Linked DNA regions of Mus musculus: region 2 is linked to region 1. A link is a loop called in an ENCODE intact Hi-C map of the cell type or tissue named here. Cell type or tissue: gastrocnemius. All regions are shown on one strand. Links, peaks and the distances in the headings refer to the core of each region. The heading gives the core; the rest is flanking DNA. Region 1 holds the start of Hdac4 (histone deacetylase 4). Region 2 has its middle 37 kb from the start of Gm35992.

Region 1 (14,983 bases), core at 7,506-10,005:
TTCCTCCCAGAGGCCTGCCAGCAAAGAGAACTGTGAGCACCATAAGATGAGGAACAGAATAAAAAGACAGCAAGATGAAGGCCAGGCCTCAGGGAGCCCACTTGTCCAGAATCTTCTATGAGCAATTCTATGGAAATTCTCCCTCCATCCTACAGATGGCATGAGATGAACCAAGACCATGCAATGCTGCTAGCCAGGAAAAGGTCAAACAGGGAGTTTTGCTCAGATTTGACTCAACACTCATGATCTGTCTCCAACACTCCAGACTTGTGGAAAGTCAGCTTCAGAACCACTATCGTATTCCCCAGGCAGACAGTGCCAAAATCAGCAGAGCTATGCATGCATCCCCACACCTGTAAGGAGCCACTCAAGGAGCCAGAAGACAAGGCACCTCAGACAAATAAAAGTCCCACTGTCAGCCTCTTTTGCTCCTCTAACTATATTCCCACTCAGATTCTGAAAAACTGCCACCAAAGTGCACCCAAATGATGATCACATTCTACCCTGACAGAGGAAGCCCTCTTCTCTGAGAAGGACTATTGACTAACTCTAAATCCCAACACCGTCTTCCACATGGCCCAGCACTGTGGCTTGCTCCATGTCAGCTGCTGGAAAGAAGAGCCAACCATGTTTCCTGGGGACTTCAATGGGTAGCAAAGTACAAACCTTTCAGGTCAGCTACCACTTCAACTGACACCTGCAGGAGACACTGGGGCTGCTGCAAAATGTGCAGGGCAATAAATATGAAAGGCAACAGCCTGCTCTGGAAAAGGAGCTCACCAGAAAAGTTACAAATTCGGCAGACCTGAATGTGTCCCTCCAGCTCGGAGAGGGAAGCAAAGAAGAACACAGGAGCTGCACAGAAGTGTCCCACAGAAAGGGAACAGAGACCACCAATGCCAGTCCTCCCAGTACGGACCTCACAGAAATGCCATAGCAAAAGGAGCCTTATCCATTGTGGCATTTACCAACTACTTCCTAAGCTCTTTAAAGGCCAAGAGTAACTTAGACCTAACCTGTCAACCATACTAAGAGGCCACAGTCCAAACCTGAACTGGCAAATGACAGGGTCCTAGCATGAGTTCAGAGACGAGCAAACTTTAAAGGGTGCCCCATAGGTAGCAGAAGAGCAGGGACTGTGTTATGTGTTTTGTCACAGTCTGCTGATCTGCTCACTGCCACATTACTGCAATAGCATGGGCTGGCAGGCAATGGCATATAGTCCTGGGATTTGATGCAGACGGCGATGTCAAGGTGAGGTTTTCCTCCACTGGCTCCCAACAAGCATCTCCCCTGAATAAGCTTCTTCTCTAAGAGGTCTTGGATGGGCCACAGAGAAAGCTCTCAGCAACACAACTTCAAAGGAGTGAACCCCCTCCCCTCAGTCTGCAGTTCCAGCCTCAGAGTAGAGTGACCAAGCCTGACACAAGGGGCCTCCATGATAGTGCTTAAACCCTAGCCCTAGCACACACTCTGGGGAGAGCCCAGCCATACCATGGGATACCCAGGAGCCTCAACATGCCTCAGATGGTCAAGCACATCACCAACACTGCCAGGCATAGGCATAAGAAACAGAACCAAGGGAATGCAGCCACATTAGACAACAGATAACCGCGCTGCAAGGCACAGCAGTCCTTCACAAGAACAAGCCCCATGCAGCCAGCCCAAGAATACCCAGCTCTTCTCTGCTCACACACTGCAGCTAAGCAGTGCTTGGAATACGGCATCATTCCACCATGAGGGCCTTCCCACCCTAATGCAGTCCCACCACCCTGCTCTGACTCAAAAAGACCATACCTATTCACTATCAAGCACATGCTCCCCCACCCCCTGCCAACCTGCTTGGGCCCCTTACCACCCCAGCCACAGGGAACTCTCTCAGCCTTCCCACCTCATGCTTCACACACCCTGGTTCTCTGAATGGCAACCTTATGCACCTGTTGTATGTCTGTTGCTCCTTCTAGGTTCCTATCTGCATCTGTGTATCTTTCTGGTGGTCAGTGGTAAGGAGGAGGGGTGGGATCTTCAGACGACAGTGCCAGCCACAAAGCAGATGTTCAATGGAGTCCCATGTCCTGAGCCTAATCTGAAACTATAGCCCGGGCTTATGTGCAGGATGAATACTTAGAAAAGACCTAACAGATCCATTAGAAATATTCACCACCTTCTTCAACACCAGAGACCAGGGGTAAGGGAAGCAGAAAAACTTCTGTTTCAAAAAGAACTACTCTAGCAAAAAAAAGCAGCCTATAAAACCAATGAAGGAGTCGCCAGTCCCTCACCATCGGGACAGCACTCCCACTTGGAATGCTGCTTCAGGCTTTCAGGCCATAGATGATTTATTGTCTCAAGCTTAAACATCAATCCAACAAAAGCTCTTGACTCGCACAGCCAGAATACTTCACAGACAACAGTAAACTAACAAAGCCCAACATGCACTTTTAAACAGAGCAGACTCTAGAATGTTTATGTATGCAACCATATTAAGGGATCATGTTAAAATTATGAGGTTAAGTAAGAAATGATTAAGTAATGCTATTAATTCCAAATTAAAATAAACAGAGACAATGTCTTTAGCAGGAGCAGCAGCTTGCCACCTTGAATACCACAGTCAGCCCCCTCCACCCACCCAAGGGACAAGCTGGGAGCATTTGCCCTGGCAATGCACAATGGCCCATTTGCTATTTGGCAGCTGTATGTAAGCCCTTTCTGCTCCTCACTCCTTGCTACATCACAGAACCCACTTCACTTGTATTTATGGATCTACTTAACAGCATGTAATCTCCAATCAGAAGAAGTTCCCAGATGCTTGAGAGGAGAACAGGCAATTCCAGAACCCAAACAGACAGCACGGGGGCAATGGTCTGGGCGTGTGTCCTCACCAAGCTCTGCTTCCAAGGCCTACACTGCATTGCCCACCTATTCATCAGGTCCCTGAGCTGCCAAGGACCAGGCACAACTCAGGCATGAGGCACTCCCCGCCTTTTGACTCCTTAAGGTCTTCAGCCAGGAAGAAATGACATTAAACAACTAATGTCACAATAAACTATGAAATTGCACAACTGGAAAACGTGAAAAAGGAGTAAGAAGGCCTTTGAGCTAAGCTGAGTAGAAAACTGAAAGGAGGACATGAACCGAAGAACTGGGGAAGACAGATGCAATGGGCGCTGCATGTGCAAAGGCCCTGGCCAAGAAGACCAAGAGGAAGCGGGGACGCAAAGCAGGCCAGATTGGAAGCTCAGCAATGAGGCAAAGACCCTGAGTGAGGGCTGCGAAGCCAGAGGGGAGGGCTCACATGCTCTCTGGGTCTTCTAGAGACGCCTTGACAGGATTTCCTGCATGGAGTAGTAGGCAGAGACCCGCTCTCATAGAGGTCAACTAGAAAATGCCTGCAGCATGGACTGCACCAGAGCAGAGCAGACCCACGAGGCAAGCCCCACCTTGGAGAGCTTAGGAGTGACTCAGAGCAACAGTCTCAGATTCTTCTAACACTAAATGTTATCATCAGCCTCCCAAGGACCTGCTTATTCTCCTGTGAAAAAAACTTAAAGTGGCATAAATTGTTTTAACATTACCATTACATCATTTTAAAATTTTTCTATACTGCAAAAATGTATATATAACCAACGCCAACATGAATAAACACAACGATGGTCTCTTAGGCCTCATTTTCCTGATATCCCAATGGCCATCAATATCACCTTGGAAACTCATTAAAAACCAGAAAGCCAGTCAGTCTACAGATTGCTCTAGGCCAAATGCCTCTGTGTACCACGCACCGGGAGGTTACCTACAGCAACAAGGGTACTCACAGAGCTGTGCTTCTGCAGATGGCAGAGCCCGTGTCTTGCAAGTACTTGGGTGTCAATGTGCTTACCACAGTCATTAGAATAAATTCTAGGATTCAGAACTGCCTCTTGAATGAACGGCCATTTAAATCTTTGATACTTCCCTGGAGAGAAATTAGATATTTTGTATGATAATATACATTGTTCTCTCTATAGAACAAATGTGTGTATACCTAATGCTTACATTGTGCTTCCTATGGGCCTAGGTTCCAGCCTAAGCATTTGTTACATATAACTTGTTAAACTCTAGGAAGCCATATCCTTATCACAGTTGTGGGTGTTGTTATCAATCTCACTAATACAAAGGGCACAGATGTAATCTCCCATACACTGGGTTATTAGCTACGCTCAGTCTTTTCTCTTAGCTGTGGAGATCTGCCTACCTGCATGCCTTAAAAACTGTAACAGGGAAGCTCATCCATTTATTGTTAGTTTGCAAAAGCTCTTTATATATACTGGCTATTAATCTCACAGAGGCCAAATAGGTTACACATTTTTTTTCTCTCTTGTCTCTGAATCTTGGTTATAGAGTCTTTCTCCAAAGATTTTCTTCTTACTATTAAATCTGCCAATATTTTCTCTTAAGGCACTGTCTTGGTTTTAGGATAAGAACACTTGAGTGCTGTAGTTCCTCAGTTAGTGGTTACATTCTTCCAATAAAAATTTCCCATGTAAGTAAGACTACCAGTAGCACTAAGCAGCTCTGAGAAATGGGCACAGACCATAGGCTGTCTGCTGCCAATCACCGCCTGCTTGCACAGCCTTGGAACTTCTCAAGACTCAAGCAAGCAAGAACAGGCTGTAACAACCACCAGCCAACTGGACTGCTCTGATTTCTGTGATACTCGGGATAGATAGAACCCAGAGCCTTTCAACATTACACAGAAGGCACAACGAAGACATTAAAGTCACTTTTCTGACTCAAATGAAACCCAGAGCGGTGACAGCTCAGAAGGGCAGACAACCTAACACCATACTGGGAAAGTATTCCAAATTATCTTCTCAAAGTAGCTGTGCTCTTCCAAACAACTCAATAACACTAACCTTCCACACAGGCTCATCCTGGGCCCAAAGCAGAGGTAAAGAAAGGCTCAGCCTTTGGGACTCAAGGCTGCCATTCCTCTCACATCCCTGCTATCAAGGGTGTGTAGCATCACCTATTTCTTGTAGCTGTGGGAGCAATAGAGGAGACGAAGATGGAAAGTGCTCAAAGAATGGCCCATGGCTCTTACTGGGTGCTCATTTAAACATCTGCTACTGACTTGTGTAATCTCCTGATCCAGGGAAGGAAGACACTCTCATCTACTCAGGACCTTACAGTGTTCTAACCGGGTCCAGTTACATGGAGGGTCTCAGTGGGGTCCATTTGTGTGGACCCCAGTCTGGCCTTTCAGGAAGTACGGAGGCATGTCTGAGAGGCAAGGGCAGCAGCAAAGCCAAGAGCAGCTGCAGATGCCAGACCACATTCCACCCTAAACAAAGCCCATCCTGCTCACTCACATGAGCCCAAGAGCAAACAACTGACCTCCTGACAGCTCAGAGCACTCTGCAGAAATGGACTAGGGTCTGTTCAAATGCAGCAGCACTTCTGATTCTGCCCCCCTCCGTCACCTGCACCTCAAAGGTCAGTGTCACACTTAAGGCCCAGAGTTGGCTGAGCAGCAGGACACTGGATGGTCACTGGAGACCAAGACAAAGCCACTCCAAAAATCTCTTTGGGGCCCCTACCCCAAGACTGGGTTACAACCAATGGGACATGAGCTCAACTCTGGATTCACCCTCTGAAGCCTGCATAGTCACCCCAGGGCCCAGAGACATCAAAAGCCCTGGTCCTGGGACTGAGCCCCCCCACGCCACCCCAATCTTCCCGTGCAGCAGGTGTCTCTCATTTCTGCATCTCCCTGGCTCCCTACATCAGGTATTAATGTATTACTTATGGCAGCTTCAGAGTTCTGAAAAACCAGCCGTTTTCAATAGAAAATGGCATGGACAAGGCTTGACAGGAGTGATGAAATTTTCTTCTGCTCTGGCAATTAGGACGGCACAAAGTCGCCTTTCCTTTGGTGCCACCCCCAACATCAAAGGATTGGAATTCAAAGCCGTTCATGCTGCATTGAAACCTCACAATGAGGCTGGAAAATGGAAGTCGATTACTGGGCAAAAATATGCAGTAGTTAAAAGGAAAGAGTTCTAACGAAATTAAGCTGCAGCAGCCCCACGACGTGTGGAAACTTCCAGCACCAGAGCTCTTCTGGTAAACATCAAGAGGGACATCCTCCTAACACAGGTTTGAAAGCAAAGTCAAGCTAGGAGCCAGGAGCCCCAGGAAGATAGAGTGCTATGTTCTCTTGCCCACCTCACCAGCAGCAGCCCCTAGCTTCTGAGAAGGTGCCATCTGGGGGCTTTATATGTTGCACAGCTCTCTGATGTTGCTAACCACAGACATTCTTGCTAGGGCTGCTTAGGTCACATCTGTCCTTGGTCTCTAGGCTATCCAGGCCCCGTCTGCAGTTCACAGTCATTCTTCTCCCCCACAGGGCTCCCAGATACCCTGTAAGCAGCCTGCAGACCCCTAAAGGGGGCAGTGTTACCTCTGCCTTCTAGCAAACCCAGCCTCTTCTGGGTGATTACTGCTCTTCAGGAAGGCATTTGATCTTTAAAAGAAAAGCCAGAACACAGAAAACCATAGAAGTCTTACAGTGTGTCGGGTGTGTGTTTTTAAAGCATGAAAATACTTCCCTCCCACACAAACGGGGAGTTCTTCTGGGGAAAGATGCCACAGATCCCGAGGAGTGGCAGATCTGGGAAAGCGGATGGGTCTTAAAAATAGACAATTGAACCTAGACTAGAGCTGCAAAGCTACCTGGGGGAAAAAAATGAGAATTTTTAACTAAATCTCACATATTTTTTGATATCCAAAACTCCATCCTGATGAAACTTCTAACTGGGTGGCATTTTGCATTTCCAATTATAATGGAGTAATTGTGTTGCCATAGTGACTGCAAAATTCTGCAATAACTTTTGCTGCCTTGTAACTGCTATAGTGTATATTTGTGTACAAGCAGCTGAGTTTTCTTAATTCAACCTCCTTGCCTCTCCACAAGCACTACACCTACCTACACCACCACCACCACCATCACCTTCTTTCTGGGTGGATTTTGAAACCACTACACTAGCTTTCATCAAGCCGGTCCTGAAATAATGCACGGAATTATCAGAAGCAATTAAAACTCCTGGCAACCTCGATCATATCACGGAGGAAAAACCGAAACCAGGTCAAGGTGCAAGCCGCCAGCATCCCCCTAGCCCCAAAGTGCGACAGGGCCATGGCTGTTTACACGTTAATACTCGCAGGCCTTAAATGCTTAGGTGGTTTGTGGGAACAGACAGAAAAGCCTGAGCAGAGAAAAGCAGGGAGGCAAAGTGACTACACAGGCCTTTCCTTCCTCCCCGGGCAGGCAGAGTGGCTCTCGGAAAGCAATTAGGTAGGTCTCTACAGTAATGCAATTAGGATTTAGTTAAGAAAGTCATTAGTTCTAAAATAACTTAAGTTTAATTTCTGCGACGCTTTATTTGAAAATCGTGTCACAGCAGGTCAATTTACAGCATGCAATAACCAAAACACTGCTATCAGCGGCTGCAAGTTATTAACAAATTCTCGGTGTGCATTAAAGGAGAACACGGGTTCCACACCCGGCCTTTCCGACCGACTCCCGCTGTGTGAGCTACAAGCTGTGCCTTCGGAACCCTCGCTCAGGGTGGACACCGGTCGTCTCCGGGGCTAGCGCAGCTCCTCGCCAGCCCAGCGACGGTCCGGGCCCGGCCGCGGCCCCCGCCCCGCCGCCCGCCGCCGCCGAGGGGCGTTTTCTGCAAACTCACAGGCTGACAAAGTTACATAAACGCCCCGGCCCCCGCCCCCGCGCGCCCACCTGCCCGCCCGCCGGCGCAGGCCGCTCTCCCGCCCGCCAGCCCGCGGCGCAGGGCCCCGAGGCCTCGGCGGGGCCGGGCGTCCACCTGCCGCCAGCAACCGGGCGGCGCGGACAATGACGGCCGGTGGCTTACCGCGGCGGCGGCGGGCCGCGTCTAGCCCTGCTCCGGCGCTCCGAGCCGCATCTCCTCAGCCTGCGCCGCCGCCGGCGGGCGGGCGGGCTCGGGCGGCGACGGCGACAGCAGCCGCGTTGAGCGGGCCGGGCGTGAGGCGGCGCGGCGGCGGCGGCGCGAGCAGGCGCGCGGGCTCGGGCTCGGGCGGCGGCGGGGATGGTGCTCCGCGGCAGCGGCCCCACAACCTCCCCTCCTCATTCACAAAAAATTGACCCACGTTGAACCATGATGCTGCTCCCCCTCGAGCGCAGAGCCGCGCGGGGATAGGCCGCGCCCTACGCCCGTCAGGCGCCCCAGCCCCGCCCCTCCCGTCGGCGGCCCACCAGCCATTGGCTACAACGGCTTTGCGTCACCTCCCCCCGTGGGCGCCGCCCCCTGCCTGGTTTCTAATGAAGAAAGCGTCAATTACGGCTCGGCCCCGCCTCCAAGAATTCAGCCGCCCTTCCATTGGTCCGAGAGTCCTAAGTCCGCCCCACAATAGCCCAACAGCCAGCCCCGCTTCGCGGGCGCTGCGAAGGGGCTCCGCCTTCGTCCGCCCTTCTCAAAAGTTCCAAACCCCATTGGCTCCCAGCATTGTCAATTCTAATGAGCGGGGCGTACCGAAGACTCTCCAGGCGCCCGCTCTGAGAGCTTTTGCTGTTTTAGAAAGAGCAGGGAGCTGGTGCGCGAACTGATTGAAGCCGTGGACAGACCTCCTTGGCAGCCCGCGGCGCTGCCCGGGTCAATACAGTGTGCCTGAGCGCCTGTCTCATGCTCTAAGGGGGCGCGGAAGAGCACAGACTAAGGCGAGGGCCCGGCCGGGCCTGGCGGCAACCTCCATCTTAGGCAAGGCACAGATCACGTGGGCTGCGTGCGGGGGACGCCGAGCCCAGAGGGAGTGCGCAGGCGCGGCGGGCCCCGCCCTGCCCCGGGGCAGGCGCGCCGCTTGGGGGTGCGGCTGTGACTGTGGGGCCTTGCGTGGCCGTGGGAACTGGGGGTTCTGGGACCGCTGCTGTTGCGGAGGTGTATTCTTGGTTCGCCGCCACGGCGTCCCGGTTTGTTGGGACCACCCCTTCTCTGAGGTTCTTCTAGACCTGGGCCAAGCGCCTATAATTGGCGTTCACGAATGTGGATGGGCGTGAAAGGCCATCCTTCTGGCTCCCTTGGGTCCATTTCCTTTCATCAGGAGAGTAGTGCAATTTCTCATCCTGTGTCCATGATATTTCCAGAATCCCACATCCAAAACGAAGACAAGAGCATCTGGTCCACCCTACATGGCCTGACCTAGGATGCTGACCTATTTACTAGGCCTTGCCTGATAGGAGTTGAGTAGAGATTTAATAGCATTTTTGTTCCATGACTGGGGGAAAATTGAAGGTAAAACAATTCGCAAGAAGCAATAGATTCTTTTCATTATCTCAAGGTAATACTGAGTTAGAAAGCTTCATTCACTGGGAGAAATTCATACTCTAGGATAGCTCAGCTGTGAAGCCAAGGGATGAATTGTGGAATAGAAAAGAGCAGAAGAAAATGACCGCACTTAGGAGTGCTAGTGCAGCTGCTTATAGAAAAGTACACTACCAAATTTACATACAAAATAATGCAGGATCTGCAGCCTGCTAACATTTAGATGAAACATGAAGTTCAGAAGTACTTGAAAGGATAAAGACATGCAATAATCACAGATTTGGTGAGTACTGAGTAAAGACAACCCTAAACAAAAGTGCCATGAGAAAGTGCTGGAATATAATCTTAGATGCAGTTACTCTGAAATGATATGGTTCGGTTCCAGGGTCGGGGGAGTATTGCTCTGTGCTGATTAGACCTCACAGAATTGTGATTGGTACATAGAAAAAGCTCTAGCAGCAAACAAAGAGTAGGGGAAGGGCACCCCAGTACCACCAGGGTTTCTATAGGGCTTTACAGAGTCCCATTCTCAGACAGAGGCTTGGTGTTAGAAACCAGGAGATCAGAAATAAAAACAGACCTCTAATACAAAAACACCCAAGAATTAGTAGAAGCCCACCAATTAAAAATTAAACACAAAACCTTAGGAAGAACAACAATATCAACCAGCCAGACCCCACCCCCCAGAGCTTCCAGGAAGTAAGCCACCAACCAAGGAGTACACATGGCTCCAGCTTCATTTGTAGCAGAGGACGGCCTTGTCATGCATCAATGGTCCTATGAAGGCTGGATAGATGCCCCAGTGTAGGAGAATCGAGGGTGGGGAGGTGGGAGTGGATGGGTAGGTGGAGGAACACCCTCATAGAAAAAGGGGGAGGGGGGGTAGGATAGAAAGTTTCTGGGAGGGGGAAAACCAGGAAAGGGGATAATGTTTGAAATATAAAGAAAATATCCAATAAAAAAAGGGGGGGTGGATTTAAACACAAAAACTACTTTCCGACTAAAGATAGAGCACACCTGACTGGCACAAACAAGACTTCGTTTCCTCCCCAATATGGAGAGAGGTCAGGCTCAGCCAAATGGGCACGCCTATAATCCCAGGATCTCAGAACTTGGAAGTAGAACCAGTCTAAGCTGGGTGGTAAGATACATGCTCAAGACTCTGGGTTTGATCACTAGCCACCTAGAAAGGAAAAAACTTACAGACATACTAACAGCAGCAGTGAATGTGCACTGAGTATGTGGGTTAAACACATGACTTTAGAACACATAGCAGAAAATTCCCAGTTGTATCAACCAGAGAATACTGTAAATACCTAAGTATAGCTTCAAAAGCAACTGAGAGTGGCATGATTGAAAAGATGAGCAGGTAAGAACAGTCAAGAAGAAGAATGAAGGTAAAATTGCTCCCAGAAAATGAATAGACTTTGGGGTGGAAATTGATGGACCTGTCTGTCCCATCTGTCACTGGTGAGCAGCCTTCTGAGCCAAGGCCTAGGACGGACCAGTTGTTAGTTATTTGTAATATTAATCCTCTAGAGACTTAAAAAGTAATGAAGATGGCTTTTCAAGTCAGTGGAAAAAGAAGATGGAATGCAAACTGCTAATAATTTGAAAATAATGAATTTCTATCTCATGAAGAAGAGAAATACCTAAGCATTTAAAAAATACTTTAAAAAAAACTGTTAATGGGCATATCTGTCAGGCATATCATTAACAATCATAAAAGAAAGTACTGAACACTTGGCTTCATTGAAAATGGTTAACATAATAAGCAGAGAAATAGACTAACCCTGGTTGTGAAATACCCAAGAATACTACTCAGCATTATAAAAGCAAACCACAGGCAGATGAATGTGAGTAGCTTGGTGATGAAACCAGACAGCAACAGAACCCCCAGGAACCAGGGGGCCAGAAACCAGAAGAGTACTCTACTGGATGGTGGCAAAGGGCGGTGTGGGAAGCAAGGGGTAGAGCTTTACAAAGGGAAAGAAGACAGGCACATGGGGTGTGGAATACGGCTTGCATGAAGATAGCTCCCTTTCAAAGCTCACTGGAGTTAAGAGCTACGCCTTTCTCAGACAGGCTTTACCTGAAAACAGCACTGCAGGAAGTGGCTGCCTCACTTTTGAGGCATCTGGACACAAATGAGCTTTACAACAGGGCAAGGCTTGCATCATCCTTAGAGGCTGGTCTTCACAGGAAGGAGGCTTTCAAAGCCGAGACAAGGACCAGATTCCAAGCCAAACAAGCAGAGGCAAAGACAAGAAAACAAAAGAAGGAACGCCCAATGAACATGACAGAATGTTCTATTCCTTAATAACAGGAGAAAGGCAACACTTTATCTGTTGATAAAAGGAAAAGTGAAGAAATAAACACATTATACCGTCACTAAGTGTCACCTGATGGAAACTTTTAGATAATTTTTCAACTACACACACAGATGAAACCTTAAATTTTGTATTTTTTTCAACCAGTGATTCCAGTTCTTGACGTCTATTCTAGTTAGTGTGGCTGTCAGTCAACTTCTGGCTAAAGATTCACAGAAAAGAGAAAATGAAATGGTTGGGTTCTACAAGACGCTCATCGGGTAAAAAAGATTGCTATCAAGCCTGAGGACCTACATTCAATCCCAGAGACCACACCGTGAAGAAGAAACCCCATTCTTGCAAATTCTCCACTGACCTCCACATTTGCCATGGCATGCACATGCATGCATGAGGACACACACACTAAATGTAATAAAAGTAGGATGATTTATATTAACAGTGGAGTTTTTTTTTCACTACAATTTGTATTCCTGAGTTGTCATGTGTTGTTTGAGCTTCACTGAAAAGTTGATGTAGGAAGCAGGTTTGCCCTCCACTCCAGACCCAAGCATGTTTATGTCAAGTGTCCTCTAAACCCCCTGTCCTGGGTCAGGCTGCTCTCTGGCTCTGTAACACAGAAAGGGAAAACAGCAAGGAACTAAGGGCATTGAAGACATTGTGTCCTTGAGAACAGCTAGAAGGTAGACTATTTACAACAGAGATTACTATTGTTTATCCCACAATATGAAAATGCCTGCAGTAGGGAAGAGAAAGTAGCCGCTCCTCCATGATGAGGACTTGTACTTAGACTCTCTCAATTGAAAATGCTGGTTGACTGCTTCGACTTACACAGTCAGTTTCTCCTGGATAAGTGTGCCCGACCTGATGATATCAAGCTGCTGCTATTTGTCTGTTTACTTGGAAGCCTTACCTGAGGAGACACTGTGCTCTGAGAACTCTGACTGGATTCCTTAAGTGGACTTCTGTTGTCACTTTTTGCTGGATGTTGTAAGCCTGGGATTTGATGTCATGACCTTTTGTTTGCTTTCTGAGTTGGGCCACTCCAGTTTTCTCTGCCCTGAAGGGTGGCCCTCAAAACAGCACAGGCTACCTAGAGATGGAATTCCATGGTCCAGGATGTAGAACATGTTCTGAAAGAAGAGCTATGGCCCTAGAGGTGCACTGCCCCTTGGCACCCCAGACTCCTTGTGCCAGCATGTGGCTGTGGGAACATGAAAGGCAGGCTTTGGGCTCTGAAAAAGCCCAACAGAACCATTCTGAAGTAGAGACAGGCCTCTGCCAGAAGGATGAAGCAGGCTGGCTTGGACAGTACCCTGGGCCAGCTTAGTCTCCACACTCATTGACAAGGAAGACAGAAACACATTCAGGCAAATGTTGAGAGAACAGCTGGGGACCACAATCTTGTTTTATAATAGATCTGCTAGTCATTCCAGCCTAGAGAAGGAGAAGGGGATAAAGGTGACAAGAATAACACTGGGTATATATACTTCCCAACAGCTAGGCCAGTGGGTAGGGCATTAGAAAACCTGAGCAGGGTCAAGCCAAAGATCACTGTGGGGCTGAGACCAGCCAAACCAAAGTCAGGATCCATGCGGCAACTCAAGGGGGCTGGGGTTTGCAACACTCAGGGACCCTGTTGTAAAAAATTGTTATGGGTGGCCAAGTGGTCAATTGGTATAGAAACAGAGAGCAAAACCTGAGGATCCCAATGGAGCCATGGGTAGAGGGCAGAGGTCACAGTTCACACAGGGATCCAGCCTTCATGTAGGGAAGGAATGGTGGATAGAAAAAGACAGAATCACAAACAGAGGTGTCCAGGAGATGGGCAGCAGGTGACTTTCTAAGAAATAGAGACACAAGTATTGAAGAAAGATGTTGTCATTCTTAGATTCAGCATGGAAAGAGGGCAAAGTCTAGGATTCTACAGAGGAGTAGACAGCTTACAAAATATCTAGGAATGTGGCCTAGAAGACAGCCCTTGAGAACAGACATAGCTAGGTGAACAAGAAATCAAGAGGACCCCCAGCAATCAGAAGCAAAATAAACCTAAAGATAAGAAATCTAACATGCATAAGACCCTGGGTTTTGACTCCCAGCAGGGACATGGGGAGAAGAAACCTACACAGATGTGTTCATCAGGCAAACAACTGTCCTGGTCTTTCTAAACCAAGTGCTGGGGGCAAAGCACACAAGGGAGGCGGTGGAGTTTATATCTGCACAGAGCACAGAGTGGAGAAAGCATGCCCTCTACATAGGAAGACAGAAGAAGTTGCCTTGGAGAAGTAGCAGGCTGTTCTTACTCTGGTCTGGTCTAGACAACCTACAGCATGGAGACTCAGGCCCAGACACTGACACAAAAATGAGTCCCCATGGGAGAGTCTTGAGGTTTCTGCTAGTAGCTCAACTCCCAACCCAAGTTCTCAAAGATTCCCAGCAAGAGTCTCACTCGTGGTAAGCTCACAGCCAAAAGTTAATACAACCTAAATGTTTTATATAGAATGTGAAATTTTATGTAAAATTATAAGACCCATAGGAAATGATTCACCGAGAGCACCTGCCAGCAGACAAGTCAAAAAACAAGGCTTGCCCCTCCCAAGACATGGGAGTAACGTAAGAAAGTTTTAAAATAAGTGTATTAGAAACGACTAGAGAAGTTAAGGAAAGCAACACTAGATATATAACCAAATGATGAGATGCTAAGAAAAAAAAGCACTGAGTTTCTTAACCAGTGGGACTTCTAGACATGAAGAATGCAGTCATTAACATTAGAAACGGAGTCAGGGAGATGAAATCATATTCGATGATGTTATTGTTGAGTTGGAAATGAATCTGAGAAAACCATCCACGGACAAACCAGAGAACCCAAGAGAAGGCTGTGCTCATGGCTCAGAACAGGAGCCACAAGGATACCTGACTGTTCCACACTAGTCAATTGCTTAGGGCTGTACCCTCTGTAGAACTGTCAAGGGGAGTCAGCAGCCAGGAAGTGCTGTCTTGCCTCCCTTAGCTGGTTCCTGGTTGCTGGGTCAGAAAAACCATCCATCCACAATTCCTGAGCTTTGCATGGTATCAGGAAGAAAGTCAGCATGAGCCTTTTTCTCAGCCTTGCTCAGCATCTCCCCCATGCCCTGGCCTGTTGCCCTTGGAACCATGTCTCTCCTGTGAGTATGAGATCCTACAGCTCAAGCCAGACCTCTGGGGTCTGATCTCACACAAGGCAGAAAAGGGGGAAGAGGGGGGAATCAATGGTAGAGTGGATGTCCTAAAGTGCCTACTGCAGTGGCTCTCAACCTTCCTAGTGCTGTGACCCTTTAAAAC
Region 2 (14,983 bases), core at 7,090-9,589, 160 kb after region 1:
GTGCTCTGAATCACACCCTGACATAGAGGTTCTACAGGCTTTATAACACATGCAGGATCCACAACAGAGATGACAGTTCAGCTCATCTGTGGGTCCTTTCTGCTGCCTTTGGAGCTGGAGTGCCCCCCTTTCTCATTTTGGCCTCCTGATCTCTTTCATATCTATTCCTTTTTGCCTCAAGAATTATAAACACTCATTGACCTCTCAGATTGGCTTTGTTTAGCCATCAGCACTCCTTTGAGACCATCCAAGTTTTGACCCAACAGTTGGTTCCTTCTCCATCGCTGAGTACTCTCTACGGTGTATACAGACCACAGCTCATCTCTTCATCTTCTGGATGACAACTGGCTGAGTCCTAGCTGGCAGCAATGTTGGCAAGGTAGATATGGACATAAGGCACAAAATTCTAATGTCTTACACTCTTGTCGTGACGTGAGGCTTTTTAGCACTGTCACCCCATTCAAGGATAGACTCGTGGACATCTACATATGTAGATAAATGCTCAGAGATCCAGTACAGGGTCATGAGGTAAGAACAGGCCCAGTGTGCTAACTGCTGGGCTGCCCTTGTCCACATAGATATGTGGTTGTCCTAAGAGTGTTCAGTTCCTACCATGTGACAAGGACATTTGAATTCTGTCCACCTGAAAAGTGTGTAGTCATCTGTCTTCTAGACCTTGGGGAAATGGAGTCCCTGAAGAGAACCCAGGTAGGCTGGAGGAGCTTCCTCGAGGCAGCTGCTTGTGAGCCATTGGGGGTGATTAGAATGTCTTCTGTTCCCGCTGTCCTGGAGTGTGAGGAATGTCTCACTACCTCAGAAGACCCTGGTCACTCGACATCAAGCCTCAGCATCCACAGGCCTTTCCGTTCAGTTCACTCCCACAGGGCCCTCCTTTCTCATTCACTGGGAGCCTCTTGCTGCTACTTCCCTGGTGCCCATCATCAAAGCTTTCTTGCTCATGTCGGGTTTTTGGATTTTTCCAGCAGGTGAATTTCTGAGTCTCGCTTCACTCCACGTGAGGTAGTGGTGCAGGAAAATAAGTGCCCAAAAGTACCCGAATTGATGATGGGGGTGACTTTAAAGACATTTAACCCTCTCCAGTTAGAGCACCAGACAACAAAATAAGGGGCCCACTCACAGTAGCTGAGGCAAAAGTTACCCTAGGGGCCCTGGGAGCAGCCCTATGGACTAAGGTTCAAGGTCACAGCCTAGTGACATTGGTCTCAGAGAGTTCACCACTTAAGACTTCCGTGTAGGAGATGGCTAGTGGGGGACAGTCACCAGAGTCCCAGACCTATGTGTTCTCAAACACCCCGAAGTCTTGAGGTCCCGCTTCCCCTCCTCTGTGACATGGACGAAGGCAAGCACTGGACACCTTGAAATATTCAGCAAGGTATTTTAGATGTGCCTGGAGTTTCTCACCTACGTATTTTGTTATAATTTAGTTTGTTTTGGAGTTAGAGAGATCACTCTACAGTTAAGAGTATGTACCACTCTTCCAGAGGAGCAGACTTTGGTTCCCAGGACCCACATCACATGGTTCCTCACTGCCTCTAAGTCTAGTTCTATGCAATCAGAAGGTCTTGTCTGGCATCTGAGACATCTGAGATCACACACACACACACAACAAGTGGAAAAAGAAAGAAAAAGGAAAGATTTGTTTTATTTTAATTATGTGCAAATGTCTGTTTATGTGTAAAGTGTAAGTATGCGCACATGAGTGCAGGTGCCTGTGGAAGTCAGAGAGGGTGTCATATCCTCTGAAGCTAGAGTTTCAGGATGCCCAAGGTGGGTGCTAGGAACTGAACTCAGGTCCTCTGGAAGAGCAGAAATATTCTCAACCACTGACTTGTCTCTCAAACCCCAACCTAAATACTTTAAATGAAAAAATTCATTCCTAATTTTTTTTCAACAAAAAATAAAAATTTTATTTAATACACCTGTACTTTCCATACAAACCATGTCATTCTACATCATCAGTGAGTATTTCCACTCTGGAGCCTGTGATGTGGTAGGTATGTCCTCACGAAGTTCTTGGGGCCCTTGCATGGGAATTGTCCATGGTGATTGTAAGTCATGTGATGGGGGAGGGGCCTTCATCCTCAAAGATTGCACAGTTTCTTTGCTCCCAGGCTCCAGGCCGCTCTTAAAATGATTGAGTATCACAAAGCCTTCTCTTTCAAGTGGTTCTAGCCATCAGCATTTATCATGCCAGAAACTACGACTGAGCATCTGAAATATCCACTCACTAAAAGAACAAGAATAAACCTGTCAGGTGTTTACACGAGTCACGCTGATGAAAACCAGCTCTGCCTTCCACTTAAGAATTCAGTAAAAATAGTGGCGTTGCAGTCCAGTTGGCAAGCTTCCTCCCCCGACTGCATGGACGGCAGCAGGCTTCTCTGTCATTTCTACAGCCACCGGTTGAATATGTTGTTTTGGCTGAGATATGAAAAAAAAAAAAAAACCCAAGACAGATCTTTTGGAGGGAAATTTTTCATAATTTTCTCCATAAAATGGTGGGTATTACTCTTTGACAACACAGAAAATTTTGCTTTGTGTTTTCTTCTCTTCTCCTCCTTTCCTTTTTGTTTTTCTTGTGGTTAAGAATAAATATCATGAGATCTACTCTCCGGCAGACTGTGCCTGTGCCCTTGTGTGGTATGTGTATGGTGTGTGTGTCTGTGAGTGTGTGTTTGTGTGCATGTGTGTGTAATGGATACGTATGTGCATTTGTGGGGTTCCTGTTCTGTCCTTCTTTGCTTTATCCCCTTGAGGCAGGGTCTCTCACTAAATCCAGATGTCACATTTTTCAGCTAGGCTGGCAGCAGCAAGCCCTATGCTTCAGGCACATGTGGCTGTGTCCCCAGCTTTTCATATGGCTGCTGAGGACTTGAGGTACTCTGCCCGTGCAGCAAGTATTCTTACCTGCCAAGCCATCTCCCTGGCTCATTCTTAGCAGAATCTTACACACACAATCCACATGCTAACTGTAGGTGTGACCCTCCAGAGTCTGACTTGACTCTGAAACTTACCTACACTGACCTAGCAAGAGTGTCCCATGTCCCTTTGTCCTCTCCCTGTAACAGTTTCTTCACTAAAGATTAGTATACTTCCTTTATCCTCATGTCCCTTGCTGGACAATAAGGTTGTCCACATACCTTGGTCATTGTGACTCTTGCTTTGGTGGGCACGGAGGGCTTGTGCCTCTTTGAGAGCCTGTCTAAAAGTCTTTTGGATTCATATCTTGAAGCAAAATGTCTGACTCACACAATCTCTTTATTCTCCGTGCTTAAAGTTCCTCTGTGTCACCTTCCAAAACTGCACAATTTGCATCTGGGTCAACAGGGTTAGGCTTCACAGTTTCAACATTTGTCTTTTAAAGATGATAATGGCCATCTTGACAGGCAGGAAGTGACATCACATTGTGGCTTTCATGTGTATTTACTTCCTCCATTTTGCCCATACTTCATTCTGTAGTCTTCTTTGAAGAAAGCTCTATTTAGATCCTTTGTCCACTAATTAGTTGGACTGTTTGAGATAAATTGCAGTTCCTATCTCTTTTAGCCTGTAATTAGGTTCCAGTTCCCCTCTCCCATGCTGTAGCTCTCCTTCTGGCTGGCTGCTGTGCTGAACACCCTGTCTTCAGGTAAGCCCTCTAGTGTGTTTGGAGTGATGTCCCTGAGTCCATTTCCAAGATCACTGCCTCTCTTGGGTCTTTGCAGTTTCTGAACTCATGTTTAAGAGTTTGGCATTAAATAAATCTGCAAAGAAAGAGTATGAGACTCCAACTAAGCTGCTATGAACACATGCCAGGGAGGGGCTGGTTACATCACAAACTGAACTGGAAACTGGAATCAAATTTGTTGTAGACAAATGGGTATTGCTCTCTCCTATGGAAAAAATAACTAGCAGAGTCAAGTTAAAGGTCCTATTTTGGCTCACGGTATCAGAGGGTTCTATGGTAGAAGACCCGGAAGTCTGAAACCAGGCACAGGTCTCATTTTTCAAAAACCATCTGTAGTCTTTTTAGACTCTGCTAGCTAGACCTCAGCTCCTAAAGGCTCCACAGACTTCAAAGTAATGCCATCACCTGCAGACCAAATCTTCAAAACACAAGCCTTTGGGGGAACAGTCTAGATTCAACCATAGCAATATGAAACCAGTAATATGTACCAGTAAACCTAGCAATCAGCTTGAGGAGTGGCAATGTTAAGTCTCTGGCTAAAGGTGTGCTTGTGCCCACTTCTGTCCCCTCGGAGACACTGTGATGTTCTGAATCTGATGGTTATTCTCATCCCGAGGAGTATCTGTCCCTAAACAAAATGTAATGATGTTAGGAATAAATGTTCCAGTACAGGTAATGTTCTCTCAGATGGTAGGGGTGCATTGTCATAGCATTGGGCGCATGCTTCAGATTCACTGGATTGTTAGCAATTCGCTATCCAAACTGTCGTCATGTCGTCTGCCCACCAGCAGCTTGTGAAGCTCATCCCCACGTGTGTGGAGGAACCTGAGGTAAAGAGACTTCCGTTTGCCCCTGTCGTGGGTAGAGAGAATACGTTTTATAATTTGTCTCTCTAGTCATCAATGGCATGGATTGTATTTCTCTTATAAATAAGTTGACTTGGCAAATCTTTCAACATGACACAAGTGTTTGATAATTTCTGTATGGTACTGTGGCTTATTATTTAGCACTTTAGGGAACCCTTAACATACGTCGGATTTCGACAGTGGCCATGTTGTGTGACACACCTTCCGTGAGAAGGTGGCTTTATGAAAGTGTTGTCATGCTCCTGGTGTGCAAACCAGCCCTTCTCATTGCCGTTCATGCTCTTTAGGGCTCATTCCTATATTCCTGTTTTAATATTACAAGATGCAAATGCATGTGGAGTTTCTCCTTGGATGACAGCAAGTAGAGATCTACTTTTTAAAGACAGAATTGCCCGGGTGGGGAGCAAATCTCCCAGCGTTATTTGCTGAATTCTTTTCGGTGGCCTGAGATGACACTCTGCTGGATCCCAGGTGTTTGGAGAACGCTTCCCCGGAGTGGGTGGATCTGCTGCTCTCTGGTGCCACTTGGTGAACTTAGAGGTCAGGCTGCTGAGCAGGTCTACTTAGGCTTCAGGCATCCTCCTGGATCCTTCCATCAGCTGCAAAACCCCACCCATGCTTGTGTGTTTACTTGTTCACAGGCTCAGCTCTGCTGTACTGGGGTTTGTTTTGTTTTGCTCTGTTGACCGAGACAAGATTCATGGGCTGGCCTCAGACTCACAGAAAACCTCCAGCCTCTGCATCCCAAGAGCTGGGATTACAGCTGTCAGCCACAACACTTGGCTTCTCCCAGGTCTCGCTTCGTGTGTGTATGTCTGTTTGCATGCTCTCCTGAACTAACCCCTTCTATCACTGTGAAATGTCTCTCCGCACTCTGGGTGACTCCCTGCCCTGAAGCCTTCCTGCTCTGACACCTGCTCCAGCTGTCTCATGATGAGAGTTTATGAAGTCTATCTTGGTAACGCTTTGTGTCTTCTCCCGTCTGTGTCTTTGCCTGCCCGGTAGATGGCTTAGCGATGAGTGCTTCCTCCTCTTATTTGCTTAGGCTATTTACATTCCTCATTCCCACAATAATTGCATTCATTTCTACTTATATTTCAGCATTTTAATTTTTGTGGCAATAAACAGTCGATTAGCTTTTAGAAAATTTAAAAGAGGAGTATTATGTGTTCCACGGTGGAGCAGCTGTCTCTACTGCTCACTTTCCCATGTAGCCCTCCAGCAAGGACACTGGCTCCTGAGCATTTGCCCAGTGCTCTGTGAGGTTGATTCACGTAACCCTCGTGGCAACACCAGCCAACATCAGCCAACACAAGAGGCTCTGAGGAAGTTGGGGTCAGGGTGGTCACAGGAGCTGCCTAGTCTCAGAGGCAGATCCAGGACTAGAATCTGTGTCTGGTTGCCTATTGACCCATGCAACCAACCAGTAGCAAGGCCTGGGAAATGGGGAGAGACAGAAAGCATCTGCAGCTATCCCAAGCAGGATGAAATTGCCTTACCACAGGCCTGCTCTCCGGAGAAGAAGGCTGAGGCTTCTGTGACCTGGCATGGCAGGGAGCTGTGAGAAGGAGCAGTTATTCAGGAAAACACAAACTGGACCACAAAGGCAGTCAGGAAGGAAAACCTGCTGCGATCCAGACTGAGGGACCAGCAAGGAGAAGATGTTAGGTCAAAAGCTAGTTTAGCCACAGAACACGGGGTCCTCTGGGCAGAAGACAGATAGAAAGAGACCCAGATGAGTGTGCAAAGGGAGTAGGCTAAGGACCTCACCTGCCCTAGGCTAGAATGGCCTACTGTCTGGGAAGGCTCTAAGCAGACTCCTCTCCTCAGGTTGCTTCTGGGCCCATGGCTATCATCTGTGGGTTACTGCAGAGCAGTCCTGAGAACCTGGGTCAGGTAAGTGACAGTTATTGGCCCAGTGTCCTGAGCAATTTCTTCCCAGTTCTGTGCTTTGACTTCTTGCTCTCTCAAAAGGATCCTCTCTTCCTCCAGAGAGATGCTGTGCAGTCGCCATCTCAGAGAAAACCTCCTCCCGCTCCCCACAGGGCCCAACATAGACACACACGGAAAGGACATACCCAAGGGACAGCCTGTGCAGATGTGCCCATGCCAGTGTGAGGCTCACCATCTCGCTGTCATTCCTCTGTGTCCACATGCTGACCAAGATGAAATCCACTCAGAACCTGCACTTGGAGATACTGATAGGATCAATGGGGTTTCCCAGGTTAGAACACACAAAAAGCAAATAGTAAACAAAGCCAAGCGTACTTAAAGGAGGTGAGCTCACATTTGTGCTTGATCTAGGAATGGCCTGGAACGCCCTGCCAGACCACAGCCTTGCACAGACCAGAGCAACCTTACTCAGAAAATACTTTTGCAAGGGCATCCACCCAGCCGTGGCCTGCCCGAGTTTGGACGGGCGCCACCTTGTTATTGATCCTTGAACACTCCTGTTTTAAGTCTCAGTGGAAGAAATGGCTGTTTCAAAACAGCTTGTGTGAGCCTCTCCATCTCGCCTGTAGAAATGTCCCCTTGTCTCTGTATCCTTGAATCTGCGGTGAGCTCCCCAGTCTCTGAAAATGTACTTGCTACTTGCGAGGTGACAGGAACGGAGAAGGGCAGGTTTAGGTGACACACTAAGGCCCTTTCAAGTCTTACCCCACACACGTCGTGTCAGCCAGCACTGTGGTAATGTTTTTAGGCACCAAGAGAGGACACAATCTGAAGGTGTCACCAAGGCATCAAGACAGCTACTCCCCCATAGGGCCAGGGGCTGCTGTCATCTAAGTGGCTTTTACTGAAGACTGGCTTGAATTTAAAATCTGATTTGATGCAGGGTAAGAACTAGAAAAACTGTAACCATAGCCTGTGGCTGTACTTCCCGGACTCATTCATGTCAGTGAGACAGACACAGAAGGCCTCTGTATGACCAGGAGACAGTGACCAGGAAAGCAATTGGAAGGTCCTAAGCTCAGGAAAGGGCTGGGGCTTTGAGTTGCTCTGGGCTGGATAGTGGGTCTTATATCAGAGACCTGGCCCTCAAGTGGGGACATAGTGTGAGTGTGGTCGACCAGTAAGCTCCTCTTTGCTACTCTATTCAAAATAAAAACAAACTCACCTTGGGACTGACCTCAGGAATCGGATCCGTGGTTGCTGAATGCTAATGGAGAAGCAGCTTAGTGGCCAGGGCTTGGGGGAAAGGGTCCCTGCTTCCCAGCTGTCACCCACGCTTGGCCTTGGTGGCACCACCCAGCCCTGCTCTCTACCAGGGCTCCTCATAAGCGGAACTGGCACCCATTCCTGTCTGCTTACCACTGTTGTCCCCTTCAGTGCAGTGCATTCCCCTAAAGCGTGTCCCCTGTCCTCATGGTGGCCCTGTCCTCTCCTGCCCTTGGCTCAGTATCCTCAGACCAGGTTGTTCTAACCCCACTTGGTTTCCTCCCCTCAAGCACAGTGGCTGAGTCTATGTCTGATTATGTCTCTCATTTGCACTTTGAACATCGGCAGGCTGTTTTCCTGAGAACCCTAGCTGCCATCCGCTTCCTGCAAGAAACAGCTGGCCCTTTGGAGTGTTGTCATAAGATACCCACCCTATGACTGATGCCAGCTCTTGGGCAATATAGCCTTTGGTTCTTGGTTCTCATGCCCTCTCTCCATGGCCCACACAGAACCTTCTGAGACCGTCTTCTTACTTCTCGAATGCGCTTTCAGTCTCCCACCTCCAGCTCTTCAAATGTAAGCCTTTTATCTCTCTTACCTCTGCCCAGCCAGAAAGCTCTATAGCAAATATATCAGGAATGTCTTCTTGGGGCTGGGTCACTGCCATGCACAACAGCCAGTTGGCAAGAACAAGGGGCTGGTCCCATGATGTTCAGGATGCAGACCAAGGTGGGGGAGAGAATGCAGAGGAGGGAGAGAGGGTGCCAGGGCAGATGCTAAATCTGTCACCAACCTGCAGGTGTGAGGGCCCAGCCTGGGTGTTGGGAGACAAGATAGGTCTCTTTCCTGCCAGAACATCTTCATGGCAGCTCCAGTTCCAAAGGCGTGGGTGACAGCTGGAGTGGCTGACCTCACTCAGTAAACTGAGCTCCACTGTAATCCATCTGCCTACTGGACATGCCAGCACCGGCTCACATAGCTGCCAAGCTTGGTGAGGACTGTGGGTGAGCACTGTTGTCTCTCCCATTTCCCTGCCTCCCTTGGAGTGCACCTCTGGAGACCTGGTCCAGAGAAGTTAATGTGCCCCACGCACACAGTGAGCAGGAAGCTGGGCTACCTCTCATCCTGGCCGGTGTGTTCCTGCCATACCTGGGCTGCCCAGTGCCCCTCTTCACATGTAGCCTTCTGCTCTCCAGCTCTCATTTCTAAAGACAGCCTGAGATATCGGGGTCATATACCATTCTCCGTTCCCAAGGGCTGCAGCACTCTAACATGACTCTCTTGGTGGAAATAGCCTCAGGACCCTGAAAGCCAACCTACCCCAACTTGCAAAGAAACTGGTAGACTCTGAGGCTCACCCTTCTCTCCAGTTCCTCAGATGTCTGGATTTCCAGCCCTTTCTCTCTTGCTCCACCCTCCTTGTTCCTGGGGCACTAAGGCAATTGCAGATGCCTATGAGAAGAGCCGCTCCCCTCTGCACAGCCAACCTTGAGGCTTTCAGGAGGGCTCCACCCACTCCTGATCACCCCAAACTACCTGGTTCAGTCTGTAGTTGGGAGTTGAGGATTTGGGGTGGAGTAGGGCACGTAGATAGGAGTTGAGGCTGCAGAAGCTACAGTGCTCCATGGTACAAGCTTTAGAGCCCAGGCTGTGGGCAGAGATCATAGAGGGTCTAGGACCCCTGAGGCAGAGAATGGAGTTGGAGGCTAGATTGTGTGCTAGAAGCAGTGGAGGAATTAGCTAGGGGAGGAGGATCCAGGCAAACTAAATGCTGGAGAGTGATAAAGGGACTTTTCCTTCCCACTGAGGCCCAGGGCTAGTGCCTGCCTGGCTGCTGGGGGGCCAGGACCCAGAGACAGCTAGTCTTCTTCTGTTGTAGTGATGTCCCCAGCCCAACAGATACTGTATGGGAACTGCCAGACCTATGAGTCTTGAACAAGCCAGGAACCGAGCAGATCTGCTGGGAATGCCTAACAGAAGCCCTCCAAGCTCCTTACCCCTATTACCATGAGTGAAGGATACCTCCTTCCTTGGATAAGATATGGGACTCCCCATCATCCCAGTTAACTCTAATGGAGGGCTGATAGTCACCATTCTGGGTCAGGACTGATGGTCACTCAGGTCTGGTTAAGTATCAGACTGTGGCTGGAATACAGGTCACTGGGTCCCACAGGTCACATGGTGCTTTGGAACTGGCCCTCCCTACCTTCTTCTGGGTATTTGAACCTGCCTCTACTTCCTCATCTTGCTCTCACTGCAAAGCCATGCCTCTTCTCTCTGCCTGGAGCTGGGCCCCTCCCCACACTGAGAGAAAGCACAACCACACAGGTTTGATGGGGCAGAATCCAAGTTTCAGGCAAGACGTGGCTTAGAAGCCTTCACTCTGCCCATCCCCCCTGCTGTCCACATGCCAGATGTTCAAGGCGAGTGTCACTGGTCCACACAGCCTATGAGACACCAACAGTCAGCTTGTGAAAGTGGGCTGCCCCTTCCTCGGGGTTGCAAAGTGAAAGGCAGCCCCACTTCTCAGCTCCTCATCACCAGTGTGAGAAACTGAGCAGGGCCTGGTCCCCAGCGAGTACAGAGTAAGTTCCGAGTTCTTGAGCAGCAGTTCTCAACCTGGAGGTCTTGACCCCTTTGTGGGGTTGCATATCAGATATTTACATTATGAGTCATTTAAAAGTAGCAAAATTACACTTATGAAGTAGCAAGGAAATAATAACACAAGGAACTGTATTAAAGGGTTACAGCACCAGGAAGGCTGAGAGCCACCGCTCTTGAAGGATGCTACTGGGGGCTAAGGGCACTCACTTCAGTCAACACATCACACGTGGAACTCAGCTCCACAGAGCATGTGCAAGCCTCTTCCCCTGTTGTTAATTAGGACGATTCATCCCGTTGACAGCTATGGGAGACTCTGTGTCAGGTTGAACAGAGACCAGGACAGGCTTTAGGGTACTAGCTTTTCTTAGTCAGGGCTACTGACATGATGAGACAAAGACATTGCAGGTCTTATGATCGCCATGCCTGATCACGATAAAGGCTAATCTTCATTGTCTACTTGATTGCTTTAGAATCACCTAGAAGGCATTCTTCTGGGTACATCTGTGGGGGTGTTTCCAAAGGGTTTTAACTGACATGGGAACACCTACATTTAGTGTGGATGGGGTCATCCCTTGGGTTGGGTTCTAGACTGAATAAAAAGGGGCAAAGGAGACAGAGCGATACCAGCCTTCATCTCTCTCCTTCCTGACTACAGGCACAACATGACCTGCTGCCTCATTCCTGCCACCCTGCCGTCCCCACCATGGTGACCGTTTCCCTCAGACTGCTGTAAGCCTAAATTACCCTCTTCTTCCCCGGGTTGCTATTGTCTGTGTCTTGTTATAGCAAACAGCAAAGCGACCACTAACGCCCTCACATATGTCCTGTCAGAGAGGAGAGCCGAGTAGCAAGCAGCCCTCATCTCCATGATTCATACAAATAGCAAAGCTCATTCCTCACCCTCACCTGTGCGTCTGGACATAGGTCCCCAGGCAAAGCCACTGGCCATTATAACTACATAGGGGTAGGAAACAGACTCTGTCAACGACGTGAAGAATACAGGAAGCCAGCAGAGGGACCGGTTCTTAGCATTGCAGTCCACCTTAGCACTGCCCTGAACTTTCCAATGTCACCCCATCCTGCCCGTTCCCTGACAGTGCCAAGTGTACCCCTCTAGCAACTCCCTTCACTCAGTGGAACCTCAAGTCTGTCCTCAGGGTCCCCTACTGACTACCCTAGCCTGCCTGCGGCTCACTGTCACTGATCCCTGAGCCAGCATGGGTTCCACTCAAAGCTCACCAGCCATGTGACCATCTTTCCCACTGCTTACTCTTTCTTCCCTAGACACAGTTGTCTTTCTTCCCACCCAGCTGAGCTCATCTCCTGTCCAACAGCTCTTCTGTCTCTGGTGTCACCTTTGAGACATCAGGTTCAACTTCGAATGTCTTATGGAGGTGAATCTCAAGGGGTTGTCTAGGGGCTTCTGTATGCTCTCACCAGGGAGACATCAGGGGAAGAGGCTGGGAGGCTCAAGCCAGTTGATTGATCTCCATCCTGTCTGACTCTGTGGTCCCTCACGTCATCTGTGGATGTGAAGGAAGGATACAACACCGCTGTATGGAGACCAGGACTGTGGGGACAGAGGAGAAGGTATAGCTGCCCACAGTCCTCCAGAGGTCATCTTACTTACCTTTTGACCTGCCTCCAGAGCTGCCCACAGCAGATCCCAAGCAGGCAGAGTGGAAATCAGGAGTATTTTGCTGCCTGACCTGACCCTGACCTAGGATCAGGGATGGATAAGGACCCAATGGGACAATGTTCAGGGATGGGCGGAAAGAGGGTGTTTTGAACACTGTAATAGATCAATGGCTCTTGACCTTCCTACTGCTGTAACCCATTAATAAATACAGTTCCTAATGTTGTGGTGAACCCAATCATAAGATTATTTTCGTTGCTACTTCATGACTGTAATTTGGCTATGATTATGAATCATAATGTAAAAATCTGTGTTTTCCGGTGGTCTTGGGTGACGACCCCTGTGAGAGGGTTGCTCGACCTGCAAAGGAGTCTTGACCCACCGGTTGGGAACTGCTGCTGTAGCTGATCTACTCTGCTCATCTCCTGGGCCTATCCTTGCTGATTTCCTGTCTCTTGTGATAGACTTGACCCTGACAGGAAGCCAATGGCCAGTTCACCCTCCCAGCCTCTGAACTCACAGGGAGGTCTTAGTGAGAAGAGTTGCAGTGTCGGATGTTCATTGTATATTTTCTTTGGAGACCCCCGGCAGAGCCTTAGAAGTATTTCTTAGAGGGTAGGCTCTTGTTAATAGAACCGCTTCATCATATTGTTCTTTTCTAGAATGCCTCTATTGAGGTAGAACTCTTTGCGACTCGCTTTCCTCCATTTAAAGAACACGATTTTCTGCTTTAGTGTATGTGTGGAGTTACCCAGCTGCTCCCCAGCCATTAGGTCTGAAACTCATTACCTTAGATTCAAAAGAAACTAGAAAACAGAAATGGGTAAAGAAATATGGATTTATTTATTTACCATTTGGCCAAGCCGGGGAAGGAAGGAAACCAGTTCTTTTCTCTCCCCTGTGCTTGTGACAACCATAAATACATAGGGAAAAAAAACTACAAAAGGAAGGTCAAAAGATGCAGATTTGGCATCCCAGGGGATCCTCCTGGGAGGAGACAGCTGGGTCTCAGTTTTCTCTACTCTCAGCACAGAGGGCAAAATGTTTCCCCTCCTCTCTAATAGACTTACAGTGCATAGTGAGGTACACGTGTGGCGTCAGAGAGACGACTCCTGAGGGTCACTTCTCTCCTTGCACCACGTGGGCCCTAGAAACCTGACTCGGGCTGCCACACTTGGCAGGCTGTACCTTCACCTGCTGAGTCATGTCTCTGGCCTTACTCTTCCTGGAATTAGATGATCTCTTCCTCCCCTCCCGCCTCCAGCCCATTCTATCTCAGCATGGGATCTCAGCTGCACCTCCTGCAGAACCAATTTTAGGACTCTTTTAAACCCTGAAAAGAAACTCTGCGTCCACGAGCAGCGAGTGACTCAGTTTCGCCCCTACTTCCCTGACCCACTTTAAGCAGCCGCAGCCACTTGCTGTCTCTGAAGTGTGTGGTCACCTGTGACTGGACCTTCCACGTGGCACGCTGTTTTCAAGGTTCAAGCATTACTGTGATTTGGATGAGGGACTTACAAAACACCACGCGCTGAAGACTTGCTTCCCAGGATGTTGACAGGTGCTGTGGAAACTCTGGGGGCGCATTGCAGAGGTCCTTAGGCCTTTAAGCTGACCCACCGGAAAGACTGTTGGCCCCTCTGTGGTATTTTAAATAAAAATGGTCACCATAGGTCCACAGGGAGTGGCACTATTAGGAGGTGTGGCCTTGTTGGAGTGGGTGTGGCCTTGTTGGAGTGGGTGTGGCTTTGTTGGAGTGGGTGTGGCTTTGTTGGAGGAAGTGTGTCACTAGGGGTTGTGGGCTTTGAGATCTCAGAAGCTCAAGCTAGTTCTCTTCCTGCTGTCTCCTAATTTGAACTCTCAGCTCCTTCTCCAGCACCACATCTGCCTGCACGCTTTGATGCTTCCTGTCAGGAAGATAATGAACCAACCTTCTGAAACTTTAGGCCAGCCTTTATTAGATGTTTTTCTTTATAACAGTTGCTGTGCTGTGGTCATGGTGTCTCTTTACAGCAATAGAAACCTTAAGACACCAACCGTTTGTGCCACCAACACCAGGGGCCCAAAGGATGGAGTGCCTCAGTCCTGGAACCTTCAGAACCTTGATTCAAAATAAACCTTTCCTTTTGCAAGTCAGTTGCCTCAAGTATTTTATCATAGTGATGGAAAGCTGACTAAGGCAAGAACTCACTGATCCTTTACTTCTTTTTCTATTCACACTGCATTTTCTTTAACCATGCATGAGTTGATTGGGTGTGTGGGTGGTTTTCTCATTCTGGCTGTGGTCAATGACATTGCTATGAACTTTTGTGTGCCAACACGTCCTCCTAAATGATGTATTTAGTTACTTTATATTTTATGTGCATGTTTGAGTGCCTGCATGTATGTACATGCACATTGTGGATGCCTGGTGTCCACAGAGGCCAGAGCAGCACATCAGTTCCCTGCACTTGGAGTTAGAGGTGTCTGTAAGCTGTCACATAGGTACTTGGAACCAAACCTGTGCCTTCTGCAAGAGCAGCAAGTGCTCCTAACCACTGAACCATCTCTCCAGTTTGACATGTCGTCATTTCTCTCTTGTGCATCTAGGAGTACAGTTATTATGCCATGCACTGCATGATTACCATTCTGAGAAGGTCGAGGTTGCTTGCCAGCCTACCCATACCACTTTGCAGATCTAACAGCCATGTGTAGGGGTTCAGCATCCTTCAGCATCCTGCCAATACTTTCTCCTTCATGTTCCTTATAGCTATTCTTCCACATAGACATGGTGCCTTGCTGTGGTTTGACTTGACTTTCTCTCATGGCTCACTTTGCCGACCACCATTTTGGTATTTATATATCTATATTCTGTGAAGAAATGTACATTATAGCCACAACAGACTTTCTAGTTATTGTCTTTTTATTACTAAGCAGTGCGAATATCTTATTCTCTATTTTAAATGTAAATCCTTTTTCTCCTCGTCTGTGGGTTGCCTTTTATTTTCTCAACAGCTTTCTAGCCAGACTAGATGACACATGCTGTCCTCT

Evidence for each region. A loop is a pair of places that touch in the nucleus more often than their neighbours do. Peaks named below come from ENCODE experiments on the same cell type or tissue, not always from the same donor. Only the 100,000 strongest peaks of a DNase experiment are listed, where the experiment ranks them.
Region 2: a loop joins it to region 1, with 17 times the contacts of the local background. A loop is called at or near these places in 3 of 42 quality-filtered maps.

The regions. Positions count from the first base shown.
Region 1 is chr1:92,172,092-92,187,074 of GRCm38, forward strand. It overlaps Hdac4 (histone deacetylase 4), which reads right to left and starts at 8,250. Exons shown (of 27, transcript NM_207225.2): 1 at 8,167-8,250. In gastrocnemius, for the core only: a CTCF peak has its summit at 8,891; DNase peaks (open chromatin) are centred at 7,717, 8,323 and 8,817; H3K4me3 peaks cover 1,795 bases; H3K27ac peaks cover 2,190 bases.
Region 2 is chr1:92,335,391-92,350,373 of GRCm38, forward strand. No RefSeq gene overlaps it. Among named protein-coding and RNA genes, the nearest start is that of Gm35992, 37 kb to the right of the region's middle. In gastrocnemius, for the core only: a CTCF peak has its summit at 8,085; a DNase peak (open chromatin) is centred at 8,614; H3K4me3 peaks cover 1,210 bases; H3K27ac peaks cover 2,500 bases.